Regions from separate parts of the Homo sapiens genome. Here region 2 is linked to region 1. A link is a contact called in ENCODE Hi-C data. All regions are on one chromosome and are shown on one strand. Each heading gives the region's core, a stretch centred on a gene start or an enhancer-like site at or near the end of the contact. The rest is flanking DNA. Distances are from core to core; before and after follow the strand shown.

The links. Hi-C counts contacts between places; a loop is a spot of excess contacts on that map. Pooled maps may share reads with other maps.
Region 2: a map with no recorded cell type shows a loop between it and region 1 (3-fold over the local background). The contact joins the enhancer-like site here to the promoter of CSF2RB in region 1. A Hi-C loop is called at or near these places in 2 of 37 single-sample maps with no recorded cell type and 2 of 50 pooled maps.

Annotation. Positions count from the first base shown.
Region 1 is chr22:36,911,168-36,915,530 of GRCh38, forward strand. CSF2RB (colony stimulating factor 2 receptor subunit beta) reads left to right here and starts at 2,461. Exons shown (of 14, transcript NM_000395.3): 1 at 2,461-2,510. RefSeq lists an enhancer at 294-995.
Region 2 is chr22:37,192,765-37,197,141 of GRCh38, forward strand. It overlaps a transcript of C1QTNF6 not described here. Among named protein-coding and RNA genes, the nearest start is that of C1QTNF6, 6.7 kb to the left of the region's middle. Within about 2 kb of position 1,252, at least 8 of the 41 ENCODE cell types and tissues checked have a DNase peak (open chromatin) inside an H3K27ac peak, as active enhancers do.

The DNA.
Region 1 (4,363 bases), core at 1,211-3,710:
GGAAGGGGAAGTAACTTTACAATAGAGAAACTTGATTGGTGTCAAGTTAATCAAATGATCAGAGCGAACGACATTAGTGATGGGACAGATTGACAATGAAAGCTAATAGGACTCACCAAGAATAATCCAGCATCACTTCTGTGCTATTTTGGCCAAAAAAGCATAACCCAGTTCTAATCATCAGACAGAGCCAAATCGAGGGACATTATTCAAAACAACCAACCTGCAGTCTTCGAGATGTCGAGGAAAAAACAAGGCATCTGTTTCAAACTGGAGGCCCGAAAGACATGGCAACTAAGAGCCATGCATTTAGAGAGAATGCAAAGTCCCGGATGGATTTTCTTGTTACAAAACCATTATTGAGAAGCTTAGCGAAACTCAAAGGGGGTTTCCACATGAAGGGTATGTGAGAGTTCTTTGTATCATTCCTTTAACGCTCTGTATTTTGAAATAGTTTCAGAATAAAAATGGAAATGGAAAAAAATGCAATGTTAACATATACGAGTTACTACTTTCAACAAGTTATCTTCCTTTTCATGCCTCAATTTCTTCATCTGTAAGGTGAAGACAGTAACAGCTACATAAAGGTTATTGGGAAGAGATGGAGAAGCCCCCAGCCGAAGGTCTGCTCACAGCGTAAATGCTCAAGCCCTGGTCATTATGAGTACTACGTTCTTGCCAACATTTTCTTGGGTTTCTTAGTCTCTAAAAGATCGTCAATTGCAAGACACGGTATTTTACATACCACTGAAGGAAAAAACAAACAAACAAACGAAAACATTCAATGAATTCCTGACGGTGTGATTCTTCTCGCTTAGAACTTTTAATACTTATTGAGAGAACTCTGTTAGACTCATTCAAATGTAGATTTTTATCCCCTGCTGCTCTATGATGACTTTTAAAAGGAAAGGGTCAGTCAAGTGAATTGGCTGAGGTGTTCCTAAAGCTCCTTCACATTTTGGGTCTGGTGTCCGGAGTGATTTTGACTCAGAGTCTCGGGTTCTTCGTTTCTCCACCAGACAGCATCCTCTGTGCTCCTGAGGGCATCCAGGCCCGCAGCCTCCCAGTCCCACAGAGGACCTCAGCAAAGACAGGCAGAGTGGGGACACCTGGGAGAAAAGAGAGCCCGGGACGTCACTTTAATTCCATCCTCTCCAGCCCTGGAGAAGCCCCTGCAGGGTTTTTCCATGCCAGGCAGGGACCTCACACTGACCGGAGTGCCTGAGAGAACCACACATGCCTTCCTCTACCCTGGGCTTTCTCTGCTAGGGTGAGGCCCTGCCAGCTCTTCCTGGCCAACCCTGCCCTTCCTGGTAGGAGGAAAGCAAAGAACAACAATCAGGCCAGAATTCCAGTGGCTTCGAGGCAGGTTCCTGCCCCTCCATTTCCTCCATTCCCCTCATTCTTGCCCTCCATTCCCCTCATTCCTGCCTGCTGCCCTTTCTCCTGGGAGGCAGCCCCATGTAGGAGAAATATGACTGCGTTTTGTTGTGTCTTGGCACTGTGATTCATCTTGTCTTTATTCAAACTTTTCATATTTGGTTCACCGTGAATAGTTTCTGCATCAGTTGGGATTTTTTTAAACCATATTGCATTAAAATATTACTTACAACAATTACTGAATTTTTAAATGCCTGTTTAAATTTTGAGCACGAGAGACTGCCTCACTCACCTGACCTTAATTCTGCTGGCCCTGCTGTGCTCAGGGAGCCACTCATTCATTCATTCATTCATTCATTCATTCATTCATTCATCTATTCATTTGCACACAGTCAAAGGTGCAATTTCTCCTCTGTACCAGGCCATGTGCTAGGTATTTGGGAGGGAAGTGCAAGCCGGACACAAGCCAGCACTGAAGATAGTGTCAGAAGAAAGACAGCCATGAACACACATGACCATATGACACATGGTGGGGTGGGGCGGCAGGGCAAAGAGGACATCGGGGAAATCAACATGCCACCAGCTACCACTTGTAGGGGGTTCTCCTGTGGCCAGCTCTGAGCTAAGGTCTTCCTGCACAGAATCTCACTGGATTCCCTCAACAGTCCTTCCAGGTTTGTAGATGCTTCTGCAAAAGTAACAGACAGATGGATGTCCCGAGGCTTGGGGAAGTAACACGCAGATGATTTGCACAAGGACACGCTTTAAGAAGCAGTGGACTTGGAAGTCCAACACAGATCTGTCTGGCTCTGGGCTCAAACCAGCTATGGTTATTGCAGCCACTTCCACCTGCATCCCCATCAAGCAGTCAGGGAAGGCTGCATGGAGGAGGCCCTGCGTCAGCTGAGGCTTGAAGGAGGCCTAGGAGTTTATAGGAAGGTAAATTGGAGTAGGAGGCTTTCTGGAAGTAAGAAAAGTCACGTGCACTATTAGCAAAGTAGGCCTGGGCCGGCACTGCTTCCTCTTTCTGCTTCTCTGTTTCCTGATGACATCAACATAAATAGGAAACGTGGGAGGCTCACTCTGCCTAGAGGCTCCAGAAGAAGACTGGTCTCTCCCACCACACAGAGGTATGGCCCGGCGTCCAGGAGCAGGGCTGAGGGGTGGGGTCAGAGCAGGGGGGAATGTGGGGAGTCCAGGATGAAAAAGGACAGGGGGAGCCTGGGGGGCGTCCTGTGGGTAGCTGTGCCCTGGGGACTTGGAGGAGTTAGGGCTTGGCCTCTTAGGATGACCTGAGCCCAGACTCCTAGGGCGGCCAGTGGATGGGGAGGCAGCCAGGGGTGCCAAGCTGCTTGGGTGTTGTAGGAGAGCTCTGGGGAGGACTCAGCCTCGCTAGCGGGATCTGGTTGGTCCTGGTGGGAAGGACGCCTAGTGGGGTGAAGAGAGCTCAGGCCTGGGAGTCAGGCACCTATAGTCTGTCTTCGCTTTGTCACTAAGATGCTGGTGGTAGTGAGAGCACCCCCTGTCCACCCTGGGCTTCTGTCTCCTCATCTGTGGAATGGGGAGCATGGATAGTCCCTGACATCTTGGTTTAGAAAGAGAGAGAACGCATGCTCGTGTGTTTGCCCGTGTGTGCATTTGTGTGTGTGCCTGTGTGTGTATGTGCATGTGCGGATGTCTGGGGATGCAGGAGTGCAGAGAGACTAAGAGGCAGAGGGTGAAACCTGGAAGCTTGCTGCGCTGAGGCCCAGAGCTGGGTGCGGTGTGGCTTGAGAAGCTCACTTTGAACTTGAGAAAGAGCCCAGCACTTTGCCCAGAGACATACCAGGCACTATCCAGCAATCTCTCTCTCTCTCTCTCTCTCTCTCAGTCTCTCTCTCTGTCTGTCTGTCTTTTTAGTTATGACACTCTGCCCTGCTGATTTGGGTTGCTGATTTGGGTTGGGGCCCAGGTGTGTGTGTTCTGTACCCAAGTATGCTGGCTGGGTGGGTGGGTATCTGGGGTGCCTGCTTCAGGGTGTGTGCAGGTGTGTGTACTGGCCCTGAGAATGAAAGGGCAGGTGTTTCACTGGGACCTTGTCAGACAGGTGCTAGCGACAAGCTGCATATGTGCAATTTTTAGTCTTCAAAAACCCTGCTGTTATATTTTTGTACAGCCCAATTCTAATTTTTTTCTATCATCTTTCCTGCTTTGTAATCATTTTATAATGAGTAAACATTTCCTATTAGCTTTTGGTCACTCTTTTTTTCATCCAGCAGTTTTATTTATATTGTTCCAGTATACAGATATACCAACACCACAGGATAATTCATGAGTTGTATAAGGAATGTATTTAATGCTAAACAAGCAACTACACAGAAACCTACCTTCATGAAAATTAGAATAATCTAGAATTATGTAGCACAAGAGACAAAGTCCCCAGCAATTTCTTTTCCCTAGTTCCATAGCTTATTCTTTTCACCACATGTATTCTTCCAGAACATTTTCTAAGCATGATACAAGCATATAGTTTTTCTTTTCCTGTTTGTTTTTTGTTTTGTTTTGTTTTGTTTTTGTGACAGAGTTTTACTCTTGTCGCCCAGGCTGGAATGCAGTGGTGCAATCTTGGCTCACTGCAACCTCTGCCTCCCGGGTTCAGGTGATTCTCCTGCCTCAGCCTCCTGAGTAGCCGGGATTACAGGCATGAGCCACCACACGTGGCTAATTTTTGTATTTTTAGTAGAGACAGGGTTTCACCATATTGGCCAGGCTGGTCTCGAACTCCTGACCTCAGATGATCCGCCTGTCTCAGCCTCCCAAAATGCTGGGATTACAGGCTTGAGCCACTGTGCCAGGATGGTAGTTTTTCTTTTTACAGAAATGGGATTATTTTATTTATATATATATATATATATTCCTAATTTTTTCACTTAATATTGTATTTTGGAATATTTCCAAATTTCTACAATAATACATACAGATTTAACTCGTTAAGTAACCCTAA
Region 2 (4,377 bases), core at 2-2,501, 280 kb after region 1:
CATCACACACACAACATATATAAATACACAGACAGAAGATCCAGTAGTTGTAAGATTTTTCATTTGCCAATTTTTAAGTTTCTTAATTGGATTACTGACTTCAGGGTGGAGCCCTTCAAGAAACAGGGCCAGGAAAGCCTGCAGTTTCTAAGGCCTAATAAGCAGGCACAGCTGGAAGGCAAAACAGAACCCCAAAATTAAGGGTTTCATTTTTATATTGGATCCTGGATCCCAAAGAGAGGGAATCAGCCCATCCCCCATGGCAGTCTTATCTTTCAATGGAGGGTGGGGACACTTCCATACTTTCTAGGTGGCCAAGAGCATGCTTTTCTGATCCAAAGGTGCGAAGAGCCAAGTATCCCCACAAAACTGCCATTAGCCATCCCTAAAAGTGTATTCCCCACCTAGTTATTACATAGCAAGGCTAAAAGCTCTCTTAAAATGCAAAGTAATTTCTGATATCCCCAAAAGTCAAAACTGTCAGATAACACAATACAAAACAGAGCAGAGCCTTAGATTTTGAGAGTGGTCTATCTGCTTTCAATTCCTGGGGGTGTCCATGAGGAGAACAGAGGTTTCTCCCAAAACAGGGTCTGTAGCACCTCCTTTTTTCCTGAGAAGTCCCAGGCTATTAAAATTTATCTTAGGTCCTCTCAGGTGGGGCATCAAGAGTGGCAAGAAGACAAAATGGGGAAAAAAATTAAGTCGACTGAAAAGAAAAAATTTTTCAGAAAAATAAGAGCCAAGAAGAGAAAAAAAAGCATAAAGGCCTTTTAAATATATGTATAGCTTGGATATCCATTTTTAATTAAGCTGACTTTTAACCAAATCTTGTTACCAGACTCTAGCCGGGACAAACAGCCAATATTTCTGGCTTTTGAACTTCACTAACAGTAACCTCCCAGGTGAAACCGGTAAGCCTTAACTAAGGTTAGCACTTAACCCAGGTATACAAGGTATTTTCAAAGAGGTGATAAGCAGTTTTTACGAGATCTAGAATCGCCAAGGGTAGTGCAGAGAAAGGAAAATTCAAACGAGAAGTCAGAAGCTGTTTATGGAGAAGAAAATGAATAAATGGCAAAGGTCACATAGATATTAAACCAGAAAGGACTCATTCCCTAAGGTGGGAATTGAACCTGGGTCCCCAGTGTGAAGAGACAAAGCCTTAGCTACTGAGCCACGGCACTAGACAGTTTCTGTTTTCCTTCCTGGAAGGAGCCCAGAGAAGCCAATTTCAAGCGTGCAAAGGCTTTTAACTGCTCAGGACAATTTTTAGGGCTATCACATGAAGCCCCAGCTTCCTGTCGTCTGGATGGTGGAGACTAAGAGAAAGTACTCCCACACGGTCACAAGGTTAAACTTGCAAGGACGTAAAAAAAAAGACAAGACAGAAACCTCATCTAGTTTTTGTTTCAGGGACCTGCCGCCAAGTTTGTAACTGACGAGTTTGCTGGGCCAACTTGAATAATGGGCTTATATGGGTCCTAGGCCCACATTCTATCCTATAGTACCTCTTTTTATGACAGACTGACACAGAAAGAAAAATTCATAGCACTAAGTACACCAGATTTTCTAAAGCTTAAGACTAGCCCCCATGAATTCTTTTTCGTATTAATCAAATTCCTTGCAGGAGAGACAAACAGTGATTTTTATCATTTATTCAACCAGTTTGCACCAAGAGAGGCCAGAAGCCTGACTGGTAAGAAATTCTTACCCTTTGCCAGCATGCCAGGTTTCTGGGTTCCCTTTCTCTCTGTGGCTTTGATGGCCCTGCTTACTGTGCCATTGCTATGGGGGCCAAGACACGTTACAAAAGAAAATCGTCTTTTTCCATTTCATGGAACCACAGGCAAAAGCCTCTTAATTTTGTAAGATGCTGTCCAACAGGCTGCATGGGGAAACCAAATTAACATTTTCCATTCCAGGAGACTAGCCACCCCACTCAGTGCCCAACATCAACCTGGCAAGGCTCAAACTTGCTCCCGATGGCCCTTGTCATCTTTGATCCACTCCAAGTGAGGTGGAATGCCCTCCAACCAGAAGTTTCAACATATGGTAGCTGGGCAAGATGGAAGAGTGGAGAGTCACCCTGAGTGACAGAAAAGATAGAAAAGAGAAAGGAGAGAGGAAGAAAAGCATTGCCTGCCGGGGGGTGGAGAAGCTGAGGAGCTCAGGGAGGCCAGAGGCCTCCATTCCATTGACACTGGATCAATAGTTCAGGAGGTCGCTTGTCAGTAGCAAAGGTATCTTTTCCAGCAATCTCATCATCTCTAAAGTTTCCCCCTTTGGGGAGAAGAAAGCTCCCCATGTCCCATGATCCTGTACGTGCCTAATCCTGTCACTCACAGCTGTCAGCAAACAGTGCAAGGCAGATTAATGAAAAGAGAATAGTGGTTAATATCCCATAGTGCCTAATCCATTTCTCCTTACCAAGGGACATGACCGAGGGGGACCTCTAACTCCCTAAGGACTCCAACCTTCTTCATTTGGGCCTCTAACCCAATTTCTGATAAGCATCTTTGCCCTTCACTAAGAGGGGCCTTTAACCCCCTATTTCTGAGGAGGGAACCTAACCCAAATCCATACATTACCCAGAATAAAATATCCCTCACTTACCCAAAGTCAGCCAATTGGGGCTGTAGTCTATTTCCTTTGGGTTGAGGGTGTTTTCTGGTATCGTCCCTTCGTGGTTCACTAGAAAAAATGGTACTGGAAAGGGGTCCCAATCCAGACCCAAAGAGAGGGTTCCTGGACTCGCACAAGAAAGAATTTGAGGTGAGTCCACAGAGTGAAGTCAAAGCAAGTTTACAGAGAAGTAAAGAAACAAAAGAATGGCTACTCCATAGACAGACCACCCCTGAGCGCTGCTGGTTGGCTGTTTTTATGGTTATTTCTTGATTATATGCTAAACAAAGGGTGGATTATTAATCAGTTTTCCAAGAAAGGGGAGATTTCCCCAGAACTGAGAGTTCCTCCCGCTTTTAGACCGTATAAGGTAATTTCTGGACATTGCCATGGCATTTGTAAATTGTCATGGTGCTGGTGGGAGTGTCTTTTAGCATGCTAATGCATTATAATTAGTGTATAATGAGCAGTGAGGATGACCAGAGATCACTTTCATCACCATCTTGGATTTGGTGTGTTTTGGCCGGCTTGTTTAGCGCATCCTGTTTATCAGCAGGGTATTTATGACCTGTATCTTATGATACCAGTCCTGCCGACTCCCATCTCATCCTGTGACTAAAAATGCCTAACCTCCTGGGAATGCAGCCCAGCAGGTCTCAGCCCTATTTTACCCAGCTCCTACTCAAGATGGAGTGGCTCTGGTTCTAACACCTCTGACACAGGGCCAGGGCGGCAGCCAAGTCGCTCCTCTATGCTCCAGCCCCAGCTACACCAAAGTCTTCTTCCTCTGACTGGAATTCTGCCATTGTTACTGACTCACCCTGGTCTTCTAGAACTATTCCCTTGTGGAAATGACCCCCAACAAGTTCACAGGAGGGCAGCCTGTTTGCCTCTGGGTCTGGCAGGGTCCTGCCTCAGTTTCCTTCTTGTTAGGCAGGGGGAAGTTTGGCAAAGACTCTCTGCCCTGGCTTCCTGGGGCCCGAGACTCCTGTATAAAGACTGTCTCAAATGTCCCTTATCCTCCACCAAGGGATTTGGTGGGTTTTGGCTGGCTTGTTTACAGCATCCTCCTATTCTACATTTGTTGAAGACTTACTGCCTGGGCCAGGTCTCATCTCTCTAGGGGCTTTTGGTCCCCAAAGGGTGTTTATATCCATTACTTCAACTAGTCCTAGGGAGCTGGGGTCAGGCAGCTGAAGTGACTTGCCCAAGGTCACATAACTGGTAGAGAGGAGCAAAGCCCCCTACAGAAGGGAAGACTCTCCAACCCGATGGAATTCCCTCGGGGCTTGGGCATGGGCGGGGAACAATGCCTGCAGGTCAGGGCCGTCCTGGGAGGAGGGAGGTGCAGGAGTGCGGGGACCCCGGCGGGGAGTGGGGATATATTTAAATCTGGGGCTTCAGGTGCTAAATCCCATTCCCCCACTCACAGCTGGGCCAAGTGTGGAGGATGGGACGGCCCCTGGGCTCTGCGTCCTCAACCAGGGCTCATCCTTGGGCCTCCAATTTCCAATTTATTTGGGGGGATAATCAAACAGAAGAATATGAAGCCTGGAAAGATCCTCAGAAATGATCTCATCTGATTCTTTCATCTGACCAGCAGGGACACTGTGGCCCAGGGAGGATTTATCTTTGGCCCAAAGGTCACATGGCAGACTACAATCCAAGCTGGGATGACAGCCAGACTCTCCCAACCTCCAGCCTTGTGCTGTCACCCCTCCCAAACCGACTTGGAATCCCCCAGGTCATCCA